Linked DNA regions of Homo sapiens: regions 2, 3 and 4 are each linked to region 1. Evidence: chromatin contacts called from ENCODE Hi-C or POLR2A ChIA-PET data. All regions are on one chromosome and are shown on one strand. The core of a region is the stretch at or near the end of the contact, and the rest is flanking DNA. Distances in the headings are between cores, read along the strand shown. Region 1 holds the start of C2orf42 (chromosome 2 open reading frame 42). Region 2 has its middle 49 kb from the start of ANXA4. Region 3 holds the start of ANXA4 (annexin A4). Region 4 holds the start of SMANTIS (SMARCA4 interacting SWI/SNF chromatin remodeling complex scaffold lncRNA).

Region 1 (3,087 bases), core at 150-2,649:
CCCAGGAGAATTCAGAATTCAGTTTAACATCCCCTTGGCCAAGGGGTGAGGGTTCATTCAGTTGGCTGTGGGGCATGGGATTTTATTTTTAGTTTACATAATAAATGGAAAGAAAACTAAAAAGTCTTCTGGAAAAATTGTGTCCCTCTCCCTCTCTTTCCAGTTTAAGAACTAATACTACAAACATTAGTCCTGGAATGTTCCATTTCTCTTTTTTTATTTTATTTATTTATTTTTTAGACGGAGTCGCTCTGTCGCCAGGCTGGAGTGCAGTGGCGCGATCTCAGCTCACTGCAACCTCAGCCTCCCAGGTTCAAGCGATTCTCCTGCCTTAGTGCCCCGAGTAGCTGGGACTACCCGCACGCGCTACCACGCCCAGCTAACTTTTTTTTTTTGTATTAGTAGAGAGACAGGGTTTCACCATGTTGGCCAGGATGGTCTCGATCTCTTGACCTTGTGATCCGCCCGCCTCGGCCTCCCAAAGTGCTGGGATTACAGCCGTGAGCCACGACGCCCGGCCGGAACGTTCCACTTCTCTTATAAATAGTTGACTAAGGTTTCCCAATAGTAAATTAACCTGCTACCACTAGTAAGTAGCCAGACTAGGGTCAGGAGAGCAGAAAACCTCATTCCAGGGTTTTCCAACACAGTGGCCTCACCATGAACACATTGCACTCGGGAGCTATCTTCAATCATGAACGATGAGCATTTAGATTTATTCCGTGATTCCAAGGACCAGAACTAAGATATACAGGAAGCTCTTTTTTATCTCATTTTAAGAGAAAACGTTCAAGTGTAGTTCAAAGTGTACTTAAGGGAGAAAAAGTTAACTTGTCATAAACATACATGTGATAGAGGTGAATACTCAGGTGGGCAAGAACCTCCAAACAAACTCCAAATTCGCAGCTGACATCTGCTAATAATGTAGAAAATCTCGGGCGATTTTTTTTTTAATTTTCATTTTTTGTAAGGACAGGGTCTCGCTATGTCGCTCAGGCTGGTCTCGAACTCCTAGCCTCAAGAGATCCTCCGCCTCAGCCTCCCAAAGTGCTGGGATTACAAGCGTGAGCCACCACGTCCAGCAACTCAAGTCATTTTTGCATCAATTACCAGCAAAAGTCTATTCAGAAATAGGACTCTCTCAGGCCAGAAGGGAGTCAAGACGAGCCTTGGAGGTGAGCGCCCAGTAAGATAGGCCAGAAGCACTCCAACTCCAAGGCAGAGCCTGAGCTTTACAGCCGCTAGGTCGGCGTATGTTCTACCACCGCATTCCCCCAGTGTCTCAGCGGTCTCTGAAGGAGAGAACTAAAACTCCCATAAGACAACGCGAGCTCAGGTGGGCGGCCACTTGCCGCGCGTGGGCGGCTCTGACCAATAACGATTGTCGTTACAGCGAACAGTTTGGCCCCGTTTGTAAAAGGCCGCGGCAGGCGAAGAGAGAAGAGGTGAGGGCGGTCGTCAGCTAAGGGCCCCGGGGCTCGCGGGGGGTGCGCAGGGCAGGTAAGGGGGTAGTGCTGAGCAAGGACCGGGGCGGCGGTGGGGCAGGGGTGTAGAGCTCGGGTTCCCAGCGGAAAGCATGTCCAAGGAGCGGCTGCCGGCGAGGTGATGCTTCTGCCTGGGCCTACTTGGGACCGGAAGTGAGCGCTCGCGCGGGGAGGATGCCGGGAAGCAGGTCCCAGGGGATATGTGTGTGTCGCTGCAGACCCATCCCGGAAGCCGGCCGGGAGGTGAGCGTCCCGGAGTCGGGCGGCCGCTCCGTTGACTGCAGGGCCCCGGCGGTCTTCCTCCGCTGTTCCGAGGCCGTTGAGGGCTGATGTGCTCCATCCTCCCACTTGTGGTTTGGCAAGCCATCCAGCCGACTACAAACCCACGTTTGTGAGTTACCTGCTGGCTGTGACGCTTCCGTCAAATCTGAGTAACAGTTTCCTCATCTCTAAGATGGGTAACATAGTATCTACCTCACAGGATCGTGTGGGCAGTACATGCATAGAAAGGATTTAACACGCAGTGTACTCAGCTAGTTTTATTATTTATCCGTAATGATCATTTGTTCTTTTCCCCTAACTGTGCCTCACAAGCATGAAACAGAATCCACCAAACATTTAGGTCTGGGTAGTGGTTGGATGGAAACCCATCGCGGGTTAACGCTTCCAACACCAGTCCCTTGACACTCTCCCGCCGAGGAGGCTGATTTGTAAACTTGCTGAGAAGAGAATACCCAGCAGATCTTTCAGGTTTCAAATCCACGTTCTTTACAAGTTGTGTTAATTGTTTGTATATGCTTTCGATATAGAGTCTCTAGGAAGTAATACTAGTACATGTTTTAAAATTCAAATACTGCCAAACAGTGAGATGTAAGTCTCCCTCCTAACTTCTGTTTCCCAAATCCCATGTCGTTTCTTCTGATGCAATAGACATTGTATGTGTGTGTGTCTAGATAGATACATATGTGTATCTCTCGTCTTTTTTTTTTTCTTTTAAAAGAGTAAAACCAAGAATAGCATATTACAAAGTGCTGCACTTTTTTCACTCCACAGTGTATCTTTTTTTTTTTTTAAGAGACAGGGTCTCACTATGTTGCCCAGGCTGGTCTTGAACTCCTGAGCTCAGTGATCCTCCCGCCTCAGCCTCCCAAAGTGCTGGGATTACAGGCGTGAGCCACCACGTCCAGCTACTCAGGCCATTTTTTTTTTTTTTTTTTTGAGACGGAGTCTCGCTGTCGCCCAGGCTGGAGTGCAGTGGCACGATCTCGGCTCACTGCAGGCTCCACCCCCCAGGGTTCACGCCATTCTCCTGCCTCAGCCTCCCTAGTAGCTGGGACTACAGGCGCCCGCCACCTCGCCCAGCTAATTTTTTGTATTTTTAGTAGAGACAGGGTTTCACTGTGTTAGCCAGGATGGTCTCGATCTCCTGACCTTGTGATCTGCCCGCCTCGGCCTCCCAAAGTGCTGGGATTACAGGCGTGAGCCACCGCGCCCGGCCCATTTTTTTTTTTTTTTTTTTTTTTTTTTGAGATGGAGTTTCTCTCTTGTTCCCCAGGCTGGAGTGCAATGGCACGATCTTGGCTCACCGCAACCTCTGGCTCCC
Region 2 (3,087 bases), core at 213-2,712, 500 kb after region 1:
CGACCTCCTGGGCTCAAGTGATACTCCCACCTCTCAGCCTCCTGAGTAGCTGGGGCTGCAGGCATGCACCACCATGCCGGCTAATTTTTGTACTTTTTGTAGAGACGAGGTTTCGCCATGTTGCCTAGGCTGGTTAAATTTATCTTATAACAGCCTGGGCATGGTGGCTTACGCCTGTAATCCCAGCACTTTGGGAGGCCAAGGCAGGTGGATCACTTGAACCCAGCAGTTTGAGACCAGCCTGGGCAACATAGCAAGACCCCCTCTCTGAAAATATTTAAAATTTAACAATAAATAAATAAATTTATCTTACAACAAAGTTTACCCAGAATGACTGGTGTCTTAGTCCATCTGAGCTGCCATAGACTGGGTATTTTATAAACCATAGAAATGTATTGTTATGATGCTGGAAACCATCATTCTCAGCAAACTATCGCAAGGACAAAAAACCAAACACCACATGTTCTCACTCATAGGTGGGAATTGAACAATGAGAACACATGGACACAGGAAGGGGAACATCACACACCGGGGACTGTTGTGGGGTGGGGGGAGGGGGGAGGGGGGAGGGATAGCATTAGGAGATATACCTAATGCTAAATGACGAGTTAATGGGTTCAGCACACCAACATGGCACAGGTATACATATGTAACAAACCTGCACGATGTGCACATGTACCCTAAAACTTAAAGTATAATTAAAAAAAAAAAAGAAATGTATTGTTTACTGTTCTGGATCAAAGTCAAGGCACCAACGGATGTGGTATCTGGTGAGGGCTTACTTTCTGCTTCACAGGATATCTTCCTGCTGCGTTCTCACATTGTGGAAGGGGCAAACAAGCGCCCTTGGTTCTCTCTCACAGGGCAGTAATCCCATTCACCCCATTCACTTTAGGACCTCATCACTTCCTAAGGCACCACTTCTTAATACTACTGCATTGGGGATTAAATATGAATGTTGCAGGGGTTGAGGGGAGACACAAACATTCAGACCATAGCAACTGGTAAACAGTGTTTCCATGATAATCAGATACGTTGGAATAGGGAGACCAACTTTTTATATAAACCATGCGTAACCTGGTTTCTCCAGGCCACAGTAGCCAGGAGATTCAAGTGGGCTTTAGGACCACTGAGAACTCTCTGGCAGCTTCATGGGTGTGCAACCTGTACAGTTGTCCAGAGGTCTGCATTCAGAAGGGCCTGGTGCTTGGTTTAATGCTCAGCTGTCACAATCATGAAATTCTTAACTCTAAACAAGGGGCCTGTGTTGTCATTTTGCATTGGGCCCTGCAAATATTGTTCCCCATAGCTACTGCCCCTTGTTAAACCTAACCCCAAATATGTCCAGGAACCCCCTGGGAGTGGGTGTCACAGATGTTGATGAAACCACTCAGTAACCTACTTTGTGCCTGCTTCATTTCCTTCCTCTCCTGTCCCCACAGACACTGTGGCCCTGACATGTGGCAGTCCTTGGGGACCTGCAGGCAGGGTGCCATGTCCTCTGGAATCCCCAGAGGCCTGAAGACATGCTGCATGTTCCTGCAGAAGTGCTCCTGGCTCTCCTTGTGAAACACCTTATCTCTTGACCCCAAAGCCCATCTGCTTGAGCCCCAAATGTCTCACTGAGCTTAGCATGGAAACATGCTCCTCAGTTGTCTGCTTATGGCCCCTGTCCCTCTCTTAGACCCTAGACAGTGACCTGCTACCTCCCGTGTCTTCCTGGTTAGCTGCTCCTTCTCCGGCCTTCCCTTCTCCCCTTCCATCCACTTTCCTCCCCAGGGAGCTTACAGTTTCCCTTTGAAGTCCTCACTAAACACAGATGAGGACTCTTCAAAGAACTGCACCGACCAACTCTATGTTCTTCCGAACTGCATTGCAGGCAGCTATTAATAGGAGCAACAAAAAAGGGGAGGTTCACTAGGCAAATAAATTTGGGAAACAGTGCATATTAGATGCTCTTCTTGGAGATTTAACTAGTCACTATCAAGCATGTTGAAAGTTCAGGGAAGAATCTATTTAACCTAATATAACCCAGTGTTTCCTAAATTGGGCATTATATTGGGCATTGAACACTCTGACCATCCCTCCCCCACCTCACACACACACATTAGCAGTATGCAGATTGCATTCTTGGGTGATACACACTTAGAGTACAATAAAATAAATTGATATAAACCAATTCTGAACATAATTCAATATTGCTTTGAGGATTCATGAGATGCTGGCATTTATCTTTTGATCTCTGGACAAATGGAAATTAAGCATACTCCAAATGATATTTAAAATACACTAAAGACATTTAGCCTTACCTAGCGCTAGGCACATTGTAAATACTCAGTATATACTTGTGGAATTACTGAATTTATGGAAATCCTTTGGGCCTCAGTTTCATCTACTTAGAGGAACTGGATTAGTTGGTCTCTGACATCACTTAATAAACATCAAGTGTCTTTTAAGTTAGTCACTGAGGTATGAAGACTGGGCTCCTCTCCCAAAAGAACTGACAGCCTAGTAGAAAACAGGCAATATGCAAACAATTATAATACAACATAATATTGTTACAGGAAATATATATACTGTTATGGAACTATAGAGGAGGTAATAGCATTGAGTCTTAAAAAATAAGTAGGCGTTCATTAGGATGAAATGATACAGGGAAAGGGAATTCCAAACCAAGTGCACAGCACAAACAAATAAATGAAGACCTAAAGCATTGAATCTTTCATGGACACTTCTAGGCCTAAATCCCTTGACTTTATAAATGTCATGGTAAATTGCATAATGCATATCATCATGCCCAAATTCATATTTTATAATGCCATATGTTAGATCTCCTTACTGTGGTTTCACCTGAGGCAATCTTCTGAAATTTTCTTTAAAAAAATGAAGAGTTGTCTGGGCGCGGTGGCTCACGCCTGTAATCCCAGCACTTTGGGAGGCCGAGGTGGGTGGATCACCTGAGGTCAGGAGTTCAAGACCAGCCTGGACAACATGGTGAAACCCTGTCTCTACAAAAATACAAAAATTAGCCAGGTATGATGGCAAGTGCCTGTAATCCCAGCTACTTGGGAGGCTGAGGCGGGAGAA
Region 3 (3,087 bases), core at 211-2,710, 450 kb after region 1:
CTGTCCACTTCCTCTCCTACTTGCTCTTCCACCTGTGTCTGAGAATTCCCTGGCAACTAAAAACCTAGGGTTTGGCCGCTGGGCACGGTGGCTCATGCCTGTAATCCCAGCACTTTGGGAGGCTAAGGCAGGTGGATCACCTGAGGTCAGGAGTTCAAGACCAGCCTGACCAACATGTTAAAACCCCATCTCTACTAAAAATACAAAAATTAGCCAGGCGTGTTGGCACACGCCTGTAGTCCCAGCTACTCGGGAGGCTGAGGCAGGAGAATCTCTTGAACCCAGAAGGCGGAGGTTGCAGTGAGCAGAGATCATATCACTGCGCTCCAGCCTGGGCAACAGAGCAAGACTCCATCTCAAAAAAAAAAATCTAGGGTTTGGTTATCAATAGAGTTACCAGTTACCTCCTGAATAGCTGAGACTATAGGCACGTGGTGGCATGCACCTGTAGTCTCAGCTACTCAGGAGGTTGAGGTGGGTGAAACACCTGAGCCTGGGAGGCAGAGTGAACTGTATCCAGCCACTGCACTCCAGCCTGGGCTACAGGAGTGAGACCTCGTCTCAAAACAAAACAAAACAAAAAATTAAAGGGCAAACAGTAGGGAGTGGAAGGGGGTGGTGGGGTGTCATGGACTGGTGGGCAGGAGAATGGATAACTTGGAGAGGGACACCTTATCTATCCTTCCCACTGTCAGCAGGAGAGAGCAGATGCCCAGTTCCATGTAAAGCACGAGTTATGCAGGACCCACTCTGCTCTGTCAGCTCAGAAGACTTGCATTGCCCCGGGGGTCACTTCTGCCGGTAAATGGTTGAGAAGCCTTCCTCCTTGGCACCAAAGTCTCCAGCTGGTCAAAGTCATGACAAAATGCTGAGACTGCGCCACCAGCCAACTCAAGTCATGGACCCTATAATAATCAGACTCCGATGTGCCGGGCACTGTGCCGAGGGCATTAGACACACGAGAAGGTAAGAAAGTGGTAAGGATCTAGGAGAAAGGAGTAAGTTTCTTAAATGGAGTAAAGAATTAAAAAGTAAACTGTAAGAGGTGTTAGGAGGAGTTAGCTACAGGCAAGATTATCTCGGTCCTTTCTTTTTGATGCAAAGCCTAGCACATGGACTGAATAAATAACTGCCGTGGTCTCTGACCCGCGTCCTGAGCCGTGTAAGCGGCCCTGGATGTCCTGGATGGTGCCAGCGGTTAAGCACCGCGCTCGCCTCCCTCTCGCCCACCCGGAGCGAGTCCAGGGCCCGCTGGCCCCCTCCACCCTGTGGCCGCCCGGGCTTGCCCGCAAGCCGGCGGCGAGCACCCACTCTGGGGTGCAGCGCGGAGCCGGGCATCCCCGCGAGACGCTCCCGGGCCACGCTCCCCGTTCCCTGAGCCCAGGACCCCCGGCCCGGAGCCCCTTTACCCCTCGTACCGAGGCCGGGCTGCGCTCCTCCTCTGCGGCTGCGGAGGTCACACCCTACTCAGGGCCAGACAGCGGGTCTTATCCGGGACGGATCCGCCCCACTGTGGGGTGGAGACTGAGCCCAAGTTCCTGGTTGTTCCTCTGCCCACGAGACCGGAAAATCCCTCTCTAGGGGAAGCGCACCTGGGGCCCCGGGCCGGGACGGCCGCGCCAGGAGCTCTCGGAGAGGCAGGCCTCGACCCCCGGCGGGTCCGCCCTCCACACGTGCCTGCTCCCCAGGCCCGCCCGGTCCCCCGGCCTCGCCCCCTGCCCGGATTGGACAGTGTCCCCAGTATCGCCAGCCCCGCTCCTGGCCGCGCAGGGTGGGAGCAGTTGGATTCTTGGGGTCCCGTTTCCCGGGCGCTCCACACCCTCGGAGGGCCGAGCCCGGGCCACCTCGCCAGTTCCTCCCTGCGCCTGCCGCGCCCAGCTCCGCGCCAAGCCGGAGTCCCGCGGCAAATCCGCGCTTCCCCCCACCTCGGGAAACCGTTCGTCTCCCAACGGCAGGTCGTGCCGAGCCCGTGGCCGGAAAAGTAGAAAGTGAAATCTGAAGGATACATTTCATTCCCCTCTTTCACATGAAAACACACATTCCCAAAAGTTTCCAGCACTTCCCTCTTCCCTGTGCGCCCAGCAGGCCAGGAAAGCTTTGGAGTAGGAGTTAGGAGCAGCCCCGGATCTTTGTACTCCTGTGAGTGACTAAAGTTTAGACACTGTCCGTAGCTCCCAGGTTCGGCTTGGCGCGGCGCTCATCCCTTGTAATAGTTCTGTGTTTTCATATCTGCTTCCCCTGCTGGACGCAGCCTCTTGAAGACACCAACTAGGGCTAGGTCGTCTTTGCACCCATGCCCAGCACCGATTTCGCCACGTAGTGAATGCTTGCAGAATGAATCCGTTGAGTCTATAGGCAAATTCAGTTTTTTTAAAAAACAGAGAATAGCCCGTTTGGGGAGTGTTTTCCATCCGACACATCAAAATCTAAGTGGTTAATGGCACCCTTAAAGCTGGAGAGGTAACATTAAATTATTTCATTAAGATGTAATTTTAAAAGGTGGTTTAATATGGTTTAGAGCACGGGTTTTAGGATCAGACTGATTTGGATACTAAAACTGGTTCTGCCTCTTTTATCTGCATATGATAACTTAAAAAATTAAGGCTGGGCACAGTGGCTCATGCCTGTAATCCCAGCACTTTGGGAGGCCAGGGCAAGTGGATCACTTTAGCCCAGGAGTTCGAGATAAGCCTGGCCAATGTGGTGAAATCCCATCTCAAAAAAAAAAAAAAAAAAAACATATATATAGCCGGGTGTGGTGGCATGCGCCTGTAGTCCCAGCTATTCAGTCGGATGAGGTGGGATAAACACCCAAGCCCGGGAGGCAGAGGCTCAGTAAGCTGAGATTGCGCCACTGCACGCCAGCCTGGGCGACAGAGTGAGACATTGTCTAAAAAAAAAAAAAAAAAAAAAGAGGAAGAAAGAAAAGAAAAAGAAAGAAAAAAAGAAAAGAAAACAAAAAATAAATAAATAATTAGCCGGGTGCATAGCCACGCCTGTAGTCCCAGCTACTAGCCAGGCTGAAGCAGGAGGATCACTCTAAACCCAGGAGTTCAATGTTGCTGTGAGCTATGACTGCACCACTGC
Region 4 (3,087 bases), core at 403-2,902, 390 kb after region 1:
CATTTTAACATCTACATCCTCCAAGAAGCTTTGCCCGATGCCCCCAAGTGAAATGTGATCTCTTCTCTTTGAACCCCAGTGGGATCTTATTTGTGCCCCTCCTGTCACTGTTATATTATGAATTAATCATAGTTATTTTTGTGCATGCCTTAGCTGTGCTAGTATTCATAGACTATTTGAACACAAGAACTAGGGATTATAATCCTTGTCTTCTCCAACAGTCTGCCTTGCATTGGCCCACACATAACAGGCACTGAAAAGGGGTTGGTTGTGCCAAATGTCTCCTCACCCTTTATGCTGATAATTCTGAATGTAACATGGGCTACATTTTGAATTATGGTGTCCTTGTAACCAAAGAATTAGGATAAACTGAAAAAAAAGGTGGGTCCTATGCCTTTCTCTTTTTATGAAAAAGGGAAAAGAAGAAGATACATAGATTCAGGACAATGTTCTCTTCAGAGATGGGCAGCAGCATAGAACAGTGGCTTGAACTCCAGCTCTGGAATCAGACTTGAGGCAGCTGATCATGCAAAGATGAAAGGAAAGTGTTCTAGGAATTATCTAGAATCCTGAATATACCACTTAATAGTTCTGAGACCGTGGGCAAGTCAGCCAGCCTCACTCACTATACTTTACCTTCTCAACAGTAAGACAAGCTTCTGTCAGGATTAAAACAGATAACCCATGGAAAGCATCTATCTCTATGTCTGACACATAGTAGAGCTTAATAAACATTTTCTATTATTGCTACGGTTGTTGTTACTGTTAGCAACATTGAGGCTGAGTAAAATGAATTCTTTTTGGATAGAAAGATGGTCTCATGGTCAAGTGTTTTTACCCAAATCTCAAGGAGATTCTAAATAGCAGCTAAGAACCAGGGGATACTTCTCTGGCCAAAAGTCTACTGAGACAAGGTCTTGGGGGCAGAGGCTAGGCCAGGTAGTTTGTGGTGCACATAGAATCACTGTACCTACCCAGCATGAAGGTGTTGGCCCCCAAGGAGCTAACTGGAGGGTAGCATGCTGGAAGACACTACCAGTGTTATAGGAGGCAAAAAGAAATTATTTAGGTAGACATTTAGGGTAAAGTGAGTCCCCAGCAGAAAACTTTCCTTTTAACAAAAAGCAGCTCAAAAATAGCTCCCTTTCTAACCACACACAGTTAAAAAAAATCACTTCTCTTCTAACAACAAGTAACCTGAAAGTTCAGGCTGTAAAATACAGATAAGACAGCTCAAGCACAGAAGAAGGGGTGGAAGTCTCCTGGGTAATTGCCAAACTTCACACTTATACAATGGGCCCCAGTAAAACAGTGGGTCTTAATAAGCACATTCCTTTCCCTTTAGGTGCACTAAGATAGAGAAACTAAAAGCAGACTCATGGGGCGGATGCCTGCAGCTGCAAGAAGATGTATGGGAACAGACACAGAAACTCTCCCTCCCAGATAAGCAAGACAAAGAAACACAGACTAAGAGTCAGCCTATGTGGTCAGGGAATGGGATAAAAGCTGATAAAAAAAATTCTGCTCTATATAGATAGCACACTTGGTCGCAGCTAAACCATCAGGCCCTAAGAGGATAAGACATCCCCTCCTCATGAGGCCCCTCCTCCCTAGACCATTTATAAAAACCCTGACATTTTTACTACTGCTTAGCAACCTGCTCGGGACCCCTCTCTGTGACTGTGAGCTGTTCTGTTCTTTTGCCTATTAAACTCCTGCTCCAAACTCACTCGATGTGTGTGTGCATGTCCTTGACCTCAATATCTGGTCGTGTGACCAAGAACCTCAGTATTCACCCCAGACAACAAGGCTGCTTCATTTTGAGGGCTCGTCTGGGATTTGAAGGTGACTTCATCAGAATGGTGAGTAAAGGAGCGGACTCTACTTTCACTTCCGAGGCTTCTTGTCCTCCGTTTTTATTCTCTCAAATAACTATCAAAAACACCGGGCATCTGACAGCTGATTAAGGAGCCACAAGGGCTGGCCACCAGTCTTGAAGACTCAGATGTGAGGCTTGCTGGGGAGGACCTGCCCTCAGGGTGCCGGGAATGTTGGCTGTGTCCAAACTAGTTTCTTTTCACAGAAAGCCTGGTTGTTGTATGGGGCTGGAATAGGTCCTGGAGCAACTGAGAATTTCTGGCCAGGGCCACACCCTGGTGTTATTCAAAAGGCTCCTGGACTGACCCCAGCCTCTGATTGCCTGACTGGGTGTCAGCCATAGGATCTCCAAGTTTTCCTATTGCAAATCTTATTTTCCTCCTTTCCTTTCTGCAGTCACCATGTCTCCCATCTCCTCTCTGTATGCAATGCTGCAGGAATTTTTATAGCCCAGGAAATAATTCAATTAGGCAGGTTTAGCAACCACCGTAGTAACCAGGAATGCAGGTTAAGGGATTGCTGTTTTTCTGACTTTTTACAGACAGGGGAATTCCATGATCCAGATCTCAAAGACTATTTAACTCCTAATGATAATACTTCCTGGGGTTGGGTGGGAGGTTATTTTCCCCCCAGTAAATGCCCCTCTGTCCACTTAGGCTGTTTCTTTTCCCATGTGAGGAACCAGCACTGTCCAGTCGGACCGGATAGCCCCTCTATGAGGCAAACTAACTTTCTCCTGTTAGGAGGTATGCTGTGGGGACAGCATGCCACAGGTCAGACTTCTCTCTCCATCCTTTGTTTAAAGAGCATATGGAGGCAAAGTTACTGCCTGGTATTCCACTAGCACCACCTAGTAAAATGGGAATCCTCTCCATGAGGAATCTTGTCTGCCCTTTGCTAAAAGTCTCTGGCTTTTCAGTTCTCCTCCCTTTTACATCCCTCTAATAGAGACCAAACCTTATGCCCCCTCTGCAAGTGGGAGAACTCTGCTTTCAGCAGCAAGGAGGAACATGTCCTCCAAAACCAAATTTTAGTCTCAGTACTCTCTCTGTTAGCAGGAAGGCCACCATTTGACCCTTACGTTCTCTGAAGACACCCATTCTGCCTACAACTAGAATGGCATCTAAATAGAAAGGGGATTTTATGTCTGGAAGTTAACCGGAACCACCACCTAAGAATAAATCCTCTAGTCCAGTCCATAATAGCAGA

What was found. Hi-C counts contacts between places; a loop is a spot of excess contacts on that map. ChIA-PET counts read pairs that join two places held with the same protein, here RNA polymerase II (POLR2A). Pooled maps may share reads with other maps.
Region 2: a loop to region 1 is called in a pooled map, with 2.3 times the contacts of the local background. The contact joins the enhancer-like site here to the promoter of C2orf42 in region 1. A Hi-C loop is called at or near these places in 1 of 50 pooled maps. POLR2A ChIA-PET finds 5 or more read pairs at or near these places in 4 of 52 experiments (HEK293T, activated CD4-positive, alpha-beta T cell and naive thymus-derived CD4-positive, alpha-beta T cell).
Region 3: a pooled map shows a loop between it and region 1 (4-fold over the local background). The contact joins the promoter of ANXA4 here to the promoter of C2orf42 in region 1. A Hi-C loop is called at or near these places in 10 of 50 pooled maps. POLR2A ChIA-PET finds 5 or more read pairs at or near these places in 8 of 52 experiments (A673, B cell, MCF 10A and 5 more).
Region 4: a pooled map shows a loop between it and region 1 (2.4-fold over the local background). The contact joins the promoter of SMANTIS here to the promoter of C2orf42 in region 1. A Hi-C loop is called at or near these places in 2 of 50 pooled maps. POLR2A ChIA-PET finds 5 or more read pairs at or near these places in 3 of 52 experiments (OCI-LY7, activated B cell and endothelial cell of umbilical vein).

Annotation. Positions count from the first base shown.
Region 1 is chr2:70,189,331-70,192,417 of GRCh38, reverse strand. It overlaps C2orf42 (chromosome 2 open reading frame 42), which reads left to right and starts at 1,399. Exons shown (of 10, transcript NM_017880.3): 1 at 1,399-1,445. RefSeq lists enhancers at 991-1,080, 1,101-1,160, 952-1,537, 1,751-1,800, 1,891-2,000.
Region 2 is chr2:69,691,991-69,695,077 of GRCh38, reverse strand. It overlaps a transcript of ANXA4 not described here. Among named protein-coding and RNA genes, the nearest start is that of ANXA4, 49 kb to the left of the region's middle. Within about 2 kb of position 1,462, at least 7 of the 41 ENCODE cell types and tissues checked have a DNase peak (open chromatin) inside an H3K27ac peak, as active enhancers do.
Region 3 is chr2:69,740,507-69,743,593 of GRCh38, reverse strand. ANXA4 (annexin A4) reads right to left here and starts at 1,460. Exons shown (of 13, transcript NM_001153.5): 1 at 1,419-1,460. RefSeq lists silencers at 1,192-1,431, 1,642-1,821.
Region 4 is chr2:69,797,563-69,800,649 of GRCh38, reverse strand. SMANTIS (SMARCA4 interacting SWI/SNF chromatin remodeling complex scaffold lncRNA) reads left to right here and starts at 1,652. Exons shown (of 3, transcript NR_164155.1): 1 at 1,652-1,862. All of the region lies in intron 3 of ANXA4 (annexin A4), which reads right to left.